Regions from separate parts of the Homo sapiens genome. Here all the other regions are linked to region 2. A link is a contact called in ENCODE Hi-C or POLR2A ChIA-PET data. All regions are on one chromosome and are shown on one strand. The core of a region is the stretch at or near the end of the contact, and the rest is flanking DNA. Distances in the headings are between cores, read along the strand shown. Region 1 holds the start of MACORIS (macrophage enriched lincRNA repressor of IFN-gamma signaling). Region 2 has its middle 38 kb from the start of MACORIS. Region 3 overlaps ARHGAP12 (Rho GTPase activating protein 12).

What was found. Hi-C counts contacts between places; a loop is a spot of excess contacts on that map. ChIA-PET counts read pairs that join two places held with the same protein, here RNA polymerase II (POLR2A). Pooled maps may share reads with other maps.
Region 1: a loop to region 2 is called in a map of heart left ventricle, with 2.2 times the contacts of the local background. The contact joins the promoter of MACORIS here to the enhancer-like site in region 2. A Hi-C loop is called at or near these places in 42 of 168 maps with a recorded cell type or tissue (CD14-positive monocyte, Right ventricle myocardium inferior, Right ventricle myocardium superior and 23 more), 5 of 37 single-sample maps with no recorded cell type and 23 of 50 pooled maps. POLR2A ChIA-PET finds 5 or more read pairs at or near these places in 8 of 52 experiments (A549, GM12878, PC-9 and 4 more).
Region 3: a pooled map shows a loop between it and region 2 (7-fold over the local background). The contact joins two enhancer-like sites. A Hi-C loop is called at or near these places in 1 of 168 maps with a recorded cell type or tissue (B cell) and 4 of 50 pooled maps. POLR2A ChIA-PET finds 5 or more read pairs at or near these places in 5 of 52 experiments (OCI-LY7, Panc1, activated CD4-positive, alpha-beta T cell and 2 more).

What each region holds. Positions count from the first base shown.
Region 1 is chr10:31,705,170-31,709,839 of GRCh38, reverse strand. MACORIS (macrophage enriched lincRNA repressor of IFN-gamma signaling) reads left to right here and starts at 2,393. Exons shown (of 2, transcript NR_184023.1): 1 at 2,393-2,534. RefSeq lists an enhancer at 1,955-2,144.
Region 2 is chr10:31,742,769-31,747,246 of GRCh38, reverse strand. No RefSeq gene overlaps it. Among named protein-coding and RNA genes, the nearest start is that of MACORIS, 38 kb to the right of the region's middle. Within about 2 kb of position 1,511, at least 5 of the 41 ENCODE cell types and tissues checked have a DNase peak (open chromatin) inside an H3K27ac peak, as active enhancers do; they include endothelial cell of umbilical vein and heart left ventricle, where a contact is called at or near this core.
Region 3 is chr10:31,806,091-31,810,958 of GRCh38, reverse strand. It overlaps ARHGAP12 (Rho GTPase activating protein 12), which reads left to right. Exons shown (of 20, transcript NM_018287.7): 16 at 212-310; 17 at 1,652-1,729; 18 at 1,831-1,965; 19 at 2,208-2,310; 20 at 3,127-4,868. The coding sequence ends at 3,301. Among named protein-coding and RNA genes, the nearest start is that of MACORIS, 100 kb to the right of the region's middle. Within about 2 kb of position 2,143, at least 16 of the 41 ENCODE cell types and tissues checked have a DNase peak (open chromatin) inside an H3K27ac peak, as active enhancers do.

The DNA of each region.
Region 1 (4,670 bases), core at 1,144-3,643, 38 kb after region 2:
TTGCTTAGGGTGGGAAAAGGATTTTGAGCAGTGGATCTGTCACTGTCTGTAAGAAGGGATGAAGGAGAATACCATCTGCTTGGACTTTTTGACAGAAAGCCAAGGATAAGTAAATGTTGCAGATCTGAGGTCCTATCTTCTGATGGACTCACAGAAGCTAGTGGGGATAGTGGGCCTGGAATTCCAACCTCAAGGCCCAGGACTCTGCTGCATTTTGCAGCTGGAGTGGGAGTTGGCAGAACTCAATTTCTTTGCTGAGAGCAAGTAGCAGTTCAGACAAGAAAAAGGACCTGGATTTCCTCAAGTCTGTAGCAGAGTCAGCTTTTTCTGGATTAAATTGATCCCCTTTCTCCCCATTCCCTACCTCCACATGGCCTTCAGACAGGCATGGTTGCTGACCTTCCTTACCCTCCTCAACCCCTCTACCCTGTGGACCTAGGGTCACTTGGGTATTATATTATACATAAACCTAATAGACAGCCAGCACAGGAGCCTGCACCAATTTAGAGCTCACAGTCATAGCATGACCATATGTCCCAGTTTGCCTGGGACAGTCACCATCTACACCTGTCGTTCTGGCATCGTTATTAATAGCTCTCCTTTTCACTCTCATCGGTGTCCAGGTTTAGACAATAAATTATATGGTTACTCTAACTTTTCATCTGAGACAAGGCACATTCTTTGGTTTATACTGACACCTGTAGGCATACAAAATGGCTTGGGAGAAATGGAAAAGTGGAAGGCTCTCCCTTTCCTCAGTCTCTGGGATTGCCTCCAGACTCTGCTGAGAACCCCAATTATTTGGTGTGATTCTAGAAAGGGGCAATGGAGGGGGAAGATTTCTCCTTGAGGCTGCTACACACTCTGCCACCATAAATGTCCAGGGTTCTACAAACACTTAATACTCCAGAAAGGATGTTTTGACCACTCCTGTTGGTGACAGGAGTCACCATCAGTTTCAGGTCAAACTATGAGACCCCATGGCTGCGTGAGCTTTGTAGATGTTCTCTGGATGGGAGATACAGCCATGCATGGCCCGCCCTTGGGGATCAGCAGTTGTCTGCAAAATGCAGGAAAAGCATCATGTGGACGACATAGGACTACGAGCCAGGGGATTTTCACAGCTGGAGAGGCTTACAAGGAGGCTCGAGCTGGTCAGTTTCAAGGTTTCTGGGCCTGCGTGTTGGAAATTAGGTCACCCTTAGTCTGCCTTGACAAAGAAGACACAGGACATTGGAGGGTGATGTGAGATGCAGTACACGAGGGTCTTACCCTCTCATCTCCCCCGGGTTCCATCACGACACCTGGACTCCAATCTGAACATCAGAAACAATACAAAGCACTTTTAAAAAATTAAATTCAGAGGTCGGGACAGCTTGGGCAGGACTAATTTGTGTGCTTGGCTGTCACAGTGATGGATTTGAGACAGATTAACCCTTGGGCTCCTGGGCCCAGCAGCCTGGGATTGGGTGGGGGGGTGCATTTTCCCTGCATGAAATTACCTTTGTGTAGGGCCCTCTGTCCCAGCAGATGCTGCTCCCTTCTGTTCCCTCACACCCCTGGGCCAACTGTTGTAAACCCCAGAAGAGTGAAAAGAAGCAATTGCCAAGATAAGAAAGCAGGCTTGCAACTGTGTTTGTCCTACTCCGAGTCATTCGGGGTAGGAAAGGGAAACACAGGATGTCTGACTTCCAGGTATTCTTGTAGGTTTTTACGGGGGCTTTTGTTTTTGTCTTTTCTTATTCTTATATTTTTTTAAGACAGCCCTGTGTGGTGAAGTCTCTAGTAAGATAGAAACCTAGGGCTTCACCAGTTCCCTCTGAAAAGGGTTTGAACTGGATTCTCTCAGACTCCCTGTGAGAAAATCCCAGCCATGCCCCCTGACCCTTGTCTTGGGGCTGTGGGGGCTGGGCTGGCTGCCTTCTGGCTGACACTCTCGGAGCAAGCAGACCATAATGAGTCAATTCTCTGCTGTCTGCTATTTAAAACAACGGGTTCCTTCCTGTTTCCTACGCGCTGACTGAGGCGTCTTCTGTGTTAGAAAAAAAAAAGAAACTCAGGAATAAAGTGCCTCCTCTCACAATGAATGGGCTACACATTTCGGCCCGCAGTGACACAAAAGCTCCTAACTGTTTCATCTGTACAGATGGCTCTCATTTGGTGTTGGTGGCATGACTCTGTGAGGTAATTTCCCACATACTTGGTCCATTTAACTGGAGGAGGGTAAAAACCTCCTCTAAGCCAAGTTAGAATCCTCCAAGAAATAGAATTGCTCTTAGCCCTGAGTGTGAAATTTTTGCAGAAGTCCCTGAATTGCAGATGTTCCCTCCAAGAGGGAAGGAGGGAGAGTGCGCAATCTCCCTGGTCTGAAGTGAGAACGGCCTATGCTCTCACTCTTTGTTCCCCTCCCCAGGGAAATCCAGTTACCCACTGGGAGTGAGCTGCCCCCTAACCCCGCATGACCCTGTTCCCCGGGAGGGGCAGCCTGGGGAGTGACAGGCATGACCTCGATGGTGGGCCAGGGGCCTCCTCAGGTGAGTCTTGACCTAACTTTGGCTCTTTCTCTATTTCTCAAACTAAGTGGGAGGGATGTTCAGAGGGAAGCCAGGTTCCCTTGGTTATGCAACACTTGAGTTGCAAATTTCAGTAGCAATATAGAAGGCAAAGCAGTTCTGGCTTTCTTAGCGACACCACCCAGCTTCCGGGTCCAGAGGGACACTAAGATGATTATCTCTCTGTGTGCACAGCTCGGTGACGCTGGGGGCCCAGGCTTCCTGGGGGAGACAGACCAGCCTTAAGAATGCTCAGGAATTGCTGGGACGTTGGTTCATTCACTCATGCAGCAAATGTACTGGTCCCTGGCACCAGCTGCAGATGCAGAAGATGAGCACGTCATGGCTCCCTCCTGCAAGAGCTGTCAGTTTTTGGATGGTGGGAATGTAAGAGACACATCAGGGAAGCAGGTTTCATGGAGGAGGTGCTGTTGGGCCAGGTCCTGAAGAGAAGGGCTAGGACTATGTTAGGCTGAAAGGGAGGATGACATTCCCAACAGAGGGAATAATAGGAGGAAAAGCACAGAAGACATATACATGTGGTATGTTTAATAAATGTAACAAGCATCAGTGTCATGTCTCAAGTGCAAATGTTGGCACTCTGTCAGGGACTGCACGTGTGAATAACTAGATGGGCGTGGCCAGAGTATGGTGTATATGTATGTGTGTGTGTGTGTGTGTACATGTGTGTGTATGCGTGTAGCAGGAGGCCTGTGAAGGGGTATAGGACCAGAGGCTTGAAAAGACATGCTAGAATCAGACTGAGAAAAGTCTGTTAGCAAAAGGAAGCCCAAAAAGAAGCTTTAAAAAGCTCAAGATCTACAAGAGTTGGTTGGTTCGAATGAGATAATCAGGCTTGTATCTTCAAGTGCTCATCCTGGATAACATCTGGGGAAGGGGTTGGGAGGGTGCAGTGGGCAGGAGGCTAAGGACTAAGTAGGAGTACTGGAGATGGGGACACCCCCTTTGTGCTTGGGGGTGGCATGGGGAAGGGGAGGAGGCCCCCGCTGGAGTGGCAGGAACGATATTGGAGCACTTACTGAGGTGCTGAACTTTGGAGCAGCTCATCCAGGGAAAGAAAGTGAGTTCATTGTTGTGAATTTGGGCTTCCAGAGGGACAGCAGGACCAAGCCCATATTGCAGGGCTGTCAGGCTTTGCAAACCCACGGATAGGCATGTAGAACCCCCGAGACAGGGAAAGATCCTGCATGAATGAGAGGAAGGCCAGGAAGGAAGCGGAGATGGAAGAGATCAGTGCCTAGGGCCCAGCAGGAAAACAGGTGGCCAACCAGAGAGCTGGAATGGGGAGCAGAGGGATGGGGGAGCCTGGGGTCTGCAGCAGTGAGAGGTGGGCACAGAGCCAGCCTGGGGGGTGAATGGCACAGGACACTAGAGAGGCAGGACGGGCCTCATGACTACTGCCACACATTCCTTCTGCCTCTTGGCTTGGGTTTGGAGAGACAAGACTCAAGAGCTGGTGGAGGTTGGCAGTGTGGAAGGCAGAGGCTTGGAGACCAAATTGGGATGAGGAGAGAGACATGGGTTCCCTGACACCCTCACCCAAACTCAAACCCCAAGGCCAGCTCCACAGCCCATGCCTGAGCTTCAGCTCCTGAATTCAGGAGGAATTAATGTTCTCAATGCCAATATGGAGTGCCCCCAGGTACCAGCTGAGGCTGTTCTAGGGCAGCTTTGTCAGAGATGCCTACATTTTCTTGGTACCATTCCCATAAGAATGTTGGGTACTTCCTGCTGTGACCCTCTCAAAGCACAGGGCTTTCCTTTTTTCAGTAGGTTTTGACTTAAAGCCAAGGAAATCCTCGTCGAAAGGCCCTCTTGACCACTTACTGGCCACAGGACCTTGAGCAACTCAATAACCTTCTCCAAGCCTCTTGGAGTTGCTGTGAGTGAGTGAGCTAACATCCATGGCACTCCACACTGCCCCAGTCCACATGACCCCATGAGGGCAGGCATTGTCCTTGGTTTCATTCTGTCATGTGACCAATGGTTACAACAGTGTCTGACACATAGGAAATGCTTCGAAACATATCTGATGAACAAATGAATGAATGGAGCATCCTTTCATTCATGAAATTACCTTTGTGTGGGGACCTCTGC
Region 2 (4,478 bases), core at 262-2,761:
TTGTTCCTTTCACCCTTTGAAATCAACTACCTCCATCCTAGGTCAATTCATATTCTTATATCAGGGTAACCTTAGAAGAGTGTGTGTGTGTGTGTGTGTGTGTGTGTGTGTGTGTGTCACTGCTTTAGCCCCATGGGAAATTATTTCTGCTATTATGAGGGAAATGATTGTTGAGAGTTGTGGTTATGTTAGGGAAGTCTTTATTTCAGGTGTTCAATTCAGCATTTAATTCCTAGTTGTCGTTGCTGCCAATACGTTATAGGAGTGGCAGGTCTCAGAGGCAGGGGAATTATGTGTGTGCAATGCCTCAGAGCAGTGTTTCCTGACCTTTTCCGTAAGTGCCACGGTAAAACATGATCATATTTATATGGCAAACTGGCATAAGTGGAAGAGATATTTTTGTAGTAGTAGCTGATAACACATAAGACAATGTTCTACAGCTACTCAAATCTTTATATTTATGTATTTACTTATAGATAAATATTATATGTAACATAATAGAAGTATATTATATGTAACATATATATGTATATTATATATACATATACATATAATATTATATGTAACATAATAGAAGTGTATTCAAATATATTTGCAAATATAGTTAACAGATATTTGTATTTAAGGAATGCAAGCTTTTTCTTTTCTTTGTGTCATATGCAATGTTGGACTTTTGTGTGCATGCCTACATGAATAGAATTTCAAATCCAAACTAATTTATTTTGCATCAATTATTTCAGAATAAAGAAGTTCTCGTTTTCAGAATACACACACATTGTTAGAGCGGTGCTTCAGCAACTATCTTGGATGTCACCAAAGGGGCACATCACTCAAAATCACAACAGAAATCTCCCATCTGTGTGAAGACAGAGGTAGAGCTGGGCCTGCCAGAAGCCCCTGCCTGCTCCTGACTGGTCTTTGGGCTGTGGGCCATGCTCCCTGGGCACGTGGAACACAAGGTCCTCTAGCTGCTTGTGGGCTTCTTGTCCATGTACAGCAGCTGCAGACTTTGTGGCTGGCTGCTGAAGCCCATGGCCAGGTGGCGGAGGCAGAGCAACAGGTGGGGGCGGCTGCACATGGTGCGTGCCGCCTGCAGGACCCTGGACCATGCCTGCAGACCCCATGCTCCCTGGCTGCCCTCCCAGGAGCATTAAGTGAGGCTCCCCCAGCTGCTCGAGGCCCTGCTCAGCTGCCCTGAAGGATGAGGGGATCATCTTGCATGGCATGCCTGCAACTCATTTGCAGCTTTCTAGTTTGCTCACCATTCAAAACTTTGCTCCTAAGATGCTTTAGTGACTGAGACCAAATGCTCTAGAACCTTCCATGAAGCAAGCTCATATGTGCGCCAGTTGAGACTAGGAGAGCTTTGTTGGATGACTTCCTGATTATCTAGTCAGAAGGCTGATGAAAAGGTGTCTGTATGAGTGTGGGGCTAAAGACATTTACACAGGATGCAGAAAGGTGACTCAGAGATCCAGGAAATATGAATCAGGCCTGCTGAGAACCCGTGAGGATTGGCAGTAGTCTGAGAGAAGAGTTTCATTCTAAATTCAGCTGGACCACGTCAGGCTGTATCAGAGAGGTTTGTCATAGGCAATTCAAATACAGCAACTGAGAAGAGTTTTTAAAACATTTAATTCTGTTTTTTAGAGACAAGGTCTTGCTCTGTTGCTCAGGCTGGAGTGCAGTGGTGTGATCATAGCTCATTGCACCCCTCAAACTCCTGGACTCAAGAGATCCTCCTGCCTCAGCCTCCCAAGTAGCTGGGACTCCAGGTGTGTACCACCATGCCCAGCTAATTTTTAAGTTTTTTGGTAGAGAAGGGGTCTTGCTGCATTGCCCAGGCTGGTCTTGAACTCCTTACCTCAAGTGATCCATCTAGCTCGGCCTCCCAAAGTGCTGGGATTACAGGCATGAACCACCATGCCTGGCCCAGCAGAGTTTAATAAAGAAATTATTGACAAGAGTTTACAGAGTTAAGAAAAGTCAAAAATAGTTAAGGAAACACCACAGGAGGAGGGAGCCATTATTCCCTCTAGGCTTGAAGAGAAGGAGCAAGGGGAGGGAGCAGGTATCAGAACCTGGGGAAAGAAACCCTGTGAGGTGGGAGCTGTAATCTTTGGTACAGTGTTGAGGCCACTGGCAACCTCCAATCCAGTGGGAAGGAGCAGGTGGAAAAAATGCTACAACTCACTCTCCTCCTGCCTCCAGTCTCCTGCCAGTGCCTTCCTCTGGCTAAACCCACGTAGCTGCTGAAGACCATGGCACCCATTGGTGCAGTCCACAAAGGCCTGCCTGTGGGACATAGAGTAGAGAGTGGAAAAAAGAGACACCCTGCACTTCACCATCCACAGAATGATGGCAGGTCGCTAACATCATGCTCTCATCTCAAATCTAAAGTGTTAGCCATGATGCTCTTCATGGGAGGTTTTGGGGTGAAAGTGAAGAAAGAACATCAAGTAATTAACATAGAAGCTGCTACATGCTATACCTGCTTCTGAGGCCCAAGTTAGTAATAGTGGCTTCGTCCCCTTACTGCCTATTACCTATTTTCCTATTCTCTGATAGTGCCTCAACCGAGCTGGGTTCGTTATCTTTATTCCTTCACGATCAGCATCCTTGGTGGTCCTGTTGTTATTGGGTTGCCTCGATTTTCCACTGAACAGTGAATTAAGAGAATACTAAGCACTGGCCTGTAAATTCCTGGACTCTGCATAAAGTCTTCCCTGCCCTCATTGTATAGTGAGTGGCAAGCAAATTCCTCCTTTGTAATCATATCAGATACCTTGGCCAGCAGTGCGAGCCCCATTTCTGCCTGTTGGATCAGTAGAAAGAGAGCCTGAAATGGTTAGAAGGCAGTCTCAGCTTCCCATTTAACAGAACCTTGGTTGTGTTCCCTTGTTCTTCCCTTGTGCACAAAGACCTGCAAACCCACTGAGCTCAAGTTTGCAAGGATCAGAAGCAAACACCTCCTAAGAGGATGCAACAGGTTTGGTGTAGTGGCTTATGCCTGTAATCCCAGCACTTTGGGAGGCTGAGGCAGGAGAATCACTTGATGCCAGGAGTTTGAGACCAGCCAGGGCAATGTGGCAAGACCTCCCATCTCTACAAAACATACAGAAAATTAGTCGGGTGTGGTGGTGTGTGCCTATAGTCCCAGGTACCTGGGAGGCTGAGGTGGGAGGATCACCTGGGCCTGGGAAGTTGAGGTTGCAGTGAGCTGTGATCGTGCCACTGCACCACTGCATTCCAGTCTGGGTGACACAGTGAGACTCTGTCTCAAAAAATAAAAAATAAAAATAAACCCTGTGCTGCACCTTTTTTTTTAATCTTAAGATGAGTTTTCTGATCACAGGCAATGTGATCTATAGTGATGAATAGGGCATTCTATAGGGACAGTGTTGGTAGAGTGTTATGAACAGGGAAACCAAAAACATGTAGAATATAGATCTATTCATATAAGGACCCATCACTGCCATACCATGTTGGATGGGATTTACTATTAGCAATCTGCCACCAGATTGATGGTGACTTCAGCTCAGCGAATAATACAGACCAACCCTGACTTAGGATGGTTCAACTTACTGACTTTTACAATGGTGCAAAAGTGACACACATTCAGTAGGATCTGTACTTCAATTTTTGAATTTTGATCTTTTCCTGGGCTAGCAATATGTGGTACAATACTCTCTTGTGATGTTGGGCAGAGGCAGCAGCAGCAGCTCCTGGTCAGCCAGGTGATCACAAGGGTCAACAACCAACACTCTACAGTGCCCTGTGTGGCCAGATGACTTTGCCCAATGACAAGCCAATGTAAGTGTTCTGAGCATGGTTAAGGTGGGCTAGCCTATACTATGATGTTTGGTAGGTTAGGTGTATTAAACACATTTTCAACTTAAGATATTTTCAACTTGCAATGGGCATATGGGGACACAACCAGGTCGTATGTCTAGGAGCATTGATGCCATATGGGGAACTCAGCACTGACTTCTGTTATTGGCTGCACATTGTTAAGACAATCACAGTCTTCATCCCAGAGAAGAGGTGGAACAAGCCACCTCGTACATGGTCTCAATGATTAAGTCCAGGGATGCCCTCTGGTAGGCACTCATGTAGGACACAAATGTCTTCACAATCTGTGTCTAGATAGTGAAGTCTACCCAGACACCCTTCCCCAGAACTCCTTGTCACCAATATTCCAGTCTTGTTCTTCAGTCCTTGACCAGTTGGCCATCCCATTAGCGTCTGCTCATGATTCTGTGTAAATCTGTACTCCAGACCATTTCTCATTCCATTTGAAGTGAATAATCTGATATCCTTCCCAGAATGCTGCCTACTGGGATGATTTTCCTTCACTACTCGCTTTCACAGCCACAGCTGAATAGGAATACAGTGACACTGGCCATCTGCTCCTGGCTGATGCTGTGTGTCTTTAAACTGGGCCTGGGGTTTCTCTTCATTAATTAGTCATAGGGGAT
Region 3 (4,868 bases), core at 894-3,393, 63 kb before region 2:
CAGGCAAGAGTGAGTAAGGGTTTGTATGAGTTTGGAAACGAATTGTTTGAAGTGAAAAGAAGTAGGCAAGATGCATATTGCATAAGGCATAGGGCCATGTTAAACAATATTTGGTTACGCTGGATGTTTCTGTTGCACTCTGAATGGTTAGCCATTTCATGAACTGAATTTCAGCAAGGTGATTGACTTTTTAAAAATAAATCTTTTTCAGATCAGGTATTTGGATCCAATCTCGCTAATCTGTGTCAGAGAGAGAATGGCACAGTACCAAAGTTTGTGAAGTTATGTATTGAACATGTTGAAGAACATGGTAAGAGAAGGATTTTGATTTTTTTTTTTAACATTAAGCAAACCAGCTTCTTGTTTTGCCATCAAAATTCCTAGAATTTTTATGATTTTGAGTGATGCAAACAGAAGTTCCTTATAGTCCTAAGATGTTAAGAAAATAATTTTGTTTACAAATACTTACATGTTTACACCTGTTTCAAATTAAGATCTCTCCAGGCATCTGCTGAATGTTTGGTACTCACAGTTAATTAAGTATATGCTATTCTTTGATGCCATTTCATTTAAGCATTTGCTTAAAATGAAGAAGGTAGTGATTGTGAAATTGAGCTTGTTTTTAAGAAATAATTTGACAATGTATAAGATCCGAGGAGATTGTGTTTACTTACTAAGTTTCTTCTGTCCTAAAAATCAGATGACATTTTAAATGGTTAAGTCAACCACAAATGTCTCACGAGATAAAAATTTTTATGTCATTTTCTGTAAAATAGGACAAACTAATTTCTATTGTGATTAATTTAAACATAGCTATAATATTTATACTAGTTTTATATACATTAGTATATTGTAATCACATTAACTTATCTCTGTATATCATGAAAGAGATTTTGTACAATTAAAACACATAATTCAATTTGTAATTTCTGCCAGTTACAGATCTCTTGTCCCACTGACTCTTCTTGTCAACATGGCAATAGGGATACTACACTATTGTCTTAATTTGAAGCTAAATGAATAGTACATTCAATAATGTGCTTTAGTAAATTTGTACATTATTATCATTTAATGAATACCTGAAATTTCGGGGCTTAATTGTATGAATTTCAGATGATTCTGTTTCACATATAAAAGAAAATAATAAATTATAGCAAATTATGTATTGTTTTTATAGAACCATTAATTTAGTGGTTATATTAAGTTTACTTATTACAAACACTTAATATGACAGATGCCTTCAATAAAGTTTTTACAATATGTGCATTTACATTATAAAATGGTATGCAAAATATGCATGGGCTGATTTTACCTGCTGACTTCCTTTAATTTTGAATTATCCCCAGATGTTTTCAGAAATTTGAAATTGTTAGTGTTTTAAGATTAATGAAACCATTTCCTTGAGCTGATTCACAGTCTATATGATGAGCAGAGTAGAATTACTGCTGTTTATTAAACAGAATTCAGAGCGAATCTCCATCTCTCTCCCCTGCCAAGCATCTACCAGAAGCCATTTAGAGAAAAAGAATATTTGCCCATTTGATTTTAGGCTAATGCAAATGAGTGGGAATTCTGACACATGCAAACGTGTTCAGAAGAGGCAAAGAAGTACTTTAAACACACACACACACAAATTATTATTGTCTCTTAGGTTTGGATATTGATGGGATATACAGAGTAAGTGGCAACCTCGCAGTGATCCAGAAACTAAGGTTTGCAGTCAATCATGGTAAGATTATATTTACTGTTGTTATTCAGATGCATCACTCATAACTTTTTGAACTGGCTTAAAGTAATTTTTTAAAATGTCCAATTCCTGCTGTTTTTCAGATGAGAAATTGGACTTGAATGACAGTAAATGGGAAGATATTCATGTCATTACTGGAGCCCTCAAAATGTTTTTTCGAGAATTACCAGAACCTCTTTTTACATTTAATCATTTTAATGATTTTGTTAATGCAATTAGTAAGTATGTAATTCTACTCAGTTTTTTCTAGATATTGAAAATTCTTTGCACAGATTAAGCCACCCAATTTTTTTTATCTTACTTTAAGCAAGTATTTTCAACAGATTGTTTTACTCCAAACATTTTAAATGTGACCACCAGATGTCACTGTGTATTACCAAATATCAGCTTCCAAACTGTGACATTGCTTTCAGTTTCATAAGAATTTGCTGTAAAATATCTGGTTATTATCTTTTTTCAGAGCAAGAACCAAGACAGCGAGTCGCTGCTGTTAAGGACCTAATCAGACAGTTGCCAAAGCCAAACCAAGACACAATGCAGATTCTTTTCCGACATCTCAGAAGGTAGGAGGACTGCCCAGTCATGGGATGTGGTATAGCACAAGGGGAAGCGGGAAGGCCTGTGGGGCCAGGGTCACTCAGACTCAGATTTGGATCCCAGCTATGCTACTTGCTGTCTTTGTAACTTGAAAAAGTTACTCAACTCCTTTTAGTATCAGTCTGTCATGGGTAAATGATTTGCTATGAAGAATACAGTAAAGTAGGTATTATATGTGAAGTATTTATGTAATGCTTAGCACATAGTAGGTGTTCAGAAATTGTTGCTAAGGTTAATATGAAGATGAGATTGGATATTAATTGAGGTGTATTAAGTTACCGTCATGGTTCTAGGTTACTACATAGCCACTTTAATAACCAAGTTCTTTCATCTGATAGAAAGTACACTAGAATACTAAAACAAAAAATCCCAGCTAGAGAGAGTTTTTTTTTTTTAAAGAAATTACATAAAATGAGTAAAATGGAAAGTTTAATCTCCACACCCTAATGAGATTTTTTTCCCATCAACTTAATGGAGCAGTCACTGTTACCTGAATTGTAACTCATACTTAAATGTTCTATTTTAAAAACTAAGCTAAAATATCACACATTTTAAGTTTGTTAGAGTATGCTTAATTGTATCTTTCAGCTGTGTTTATCAAAAAGAAAGCTTCACATGGCATTTAGACAGAATTCTACTTGGTTAAATAGTTTATGCATCACCTTAGGAAAATAAGTATTACTTCTCTTTTTAAAATGCAAACTGTTAGGTTTATAATACCATTTGAAGAATTTTCCCTCTCTCTTATTTTCTCTTTTAACAACTTCTTTTTTTCCCTTCAGAGTTATAGAAAATGGAGAGAAAAATCGAATGACCTATCAGAGTATAGCAATTGTTTTTGGTCCCACTCTATTAAAACCAGAAAAAGAGACTGGTAATATAGCAGTTCATACTGTGTACCAGAATCAGATTGTAGAATTAATTCTTCTGGAACTGAGTTCCATCTTCGGACGTTGATTCTTACTGAAGACAACCTGTGGAATAGAAGCTGGATTCCATCAGATTTCAAATGTTTATACACAATGTATTTTATTTTTTGGACCAAGCAGTGACTCTTTGATTTTGCACTTTTTTTTTGAGGGATCAGAAGGGAAGGGGAGAGTCGAGATGTGTGTTAGGCCCTCATATTTGCTGCTTTGTTGCAAGTTGATATAACTGCGTGTAATTATGAATTCATTTTATCCTGAATGTTTGCATTTCATACTCTGAATTTCAGTAAAAATCAAAACTTAAAATTCTAACCAGTCATATACACTGGATAATTTGGTAAGAAAACTGTATTTTTTTTCCCTGAAATTGGATAATGTACTTTCTTCTCAAGATTCATGACTTGATAGAACAATACTTTCAGTTATGTTGCAAAGGCTCTTGGGCATTTTAAACAAAATGAAGTATATCCATTTTGAAACCTGTGTATTTCTTTTTCGGGGTTTCTGCATGCAGTGGCAGTCTTAAGTGCCAAAATTCATTATAACCCCAAAATAACCCCTTGATGAAGGCTTGCTGTCTTTTACTGTGTTACACAGCATCCTTACTGGATATCTTAGTTGCTTGTTTGGGCAGCACACTAATATTACTTAAAACACTGTGATATACTGGAGTTTTAGTTAGCGGAAGTCAGTTCAGGGCATTTTAGGGCTGTCTTGCTATACTGAATTGTAGCTAACAATCCTAATTATATCTAGTACCATACTGAGTTATTGGTATGACCCTGTGGAAACACACATTATTTTATGTAAATATAGGCTAAAGACTTAATGTCCTTTAGCTTGTGTATATAATTGTGTTGTATAGTCTCAGAGTACATTCTAACCCTACATTTCTAATCATTGTTATTGGTAATCTTTTCTGTGAATATTAGGTTTCCTCCAGAAATAGTCCGTTATTTGGGAAAGTTAACTGTGTGCACTTTTAGATATTAACTACATTTACAGGCAAATCACTGTAATGAGAATGGTACTGGAAAAATACTGAATAGACTTGCTAAATGGCACATGCACTACAAGAGGAACCTTTTGGGTTATTTAATATGTACAGAAAACATTAGAAAAAATTTATTACAGAATTCTAATTCCAGTATGAATAGTGGAAACCCATCTGTAAATTAGATGGATGTTGGATGGAAAATGACATTGCTAAATTTGAGAATTTCTTTTTACCTACTAATGTAGATTGCTTTGTATAATAAAACACAGGGTTTGGAAGGTTTTGTTACAGGGAGCATGGTCTGTTGAAGATTTTTAAAATGTATTTTTCTAGATTAACTTCTGTACATGAAATGTCTAATAAAACTATAAGAGGTTTAGAGATTTTTCCATTGGAAATGTGCATTTTGGTTTCTAATTTTTTTGTTTTTTCATTTACTGGCATACTGTTATACCTCATTTTTAAAAATCAACTGAATCCAATATTTCCTGTGGCAAATAACACTTTCCTCATTTCATACCTTTTCTCCTCTCTTCCATGCCAACATTTCTCCACCCACAACGTACACTTTTTATTTCTCCATCAATATTTGAAAGCG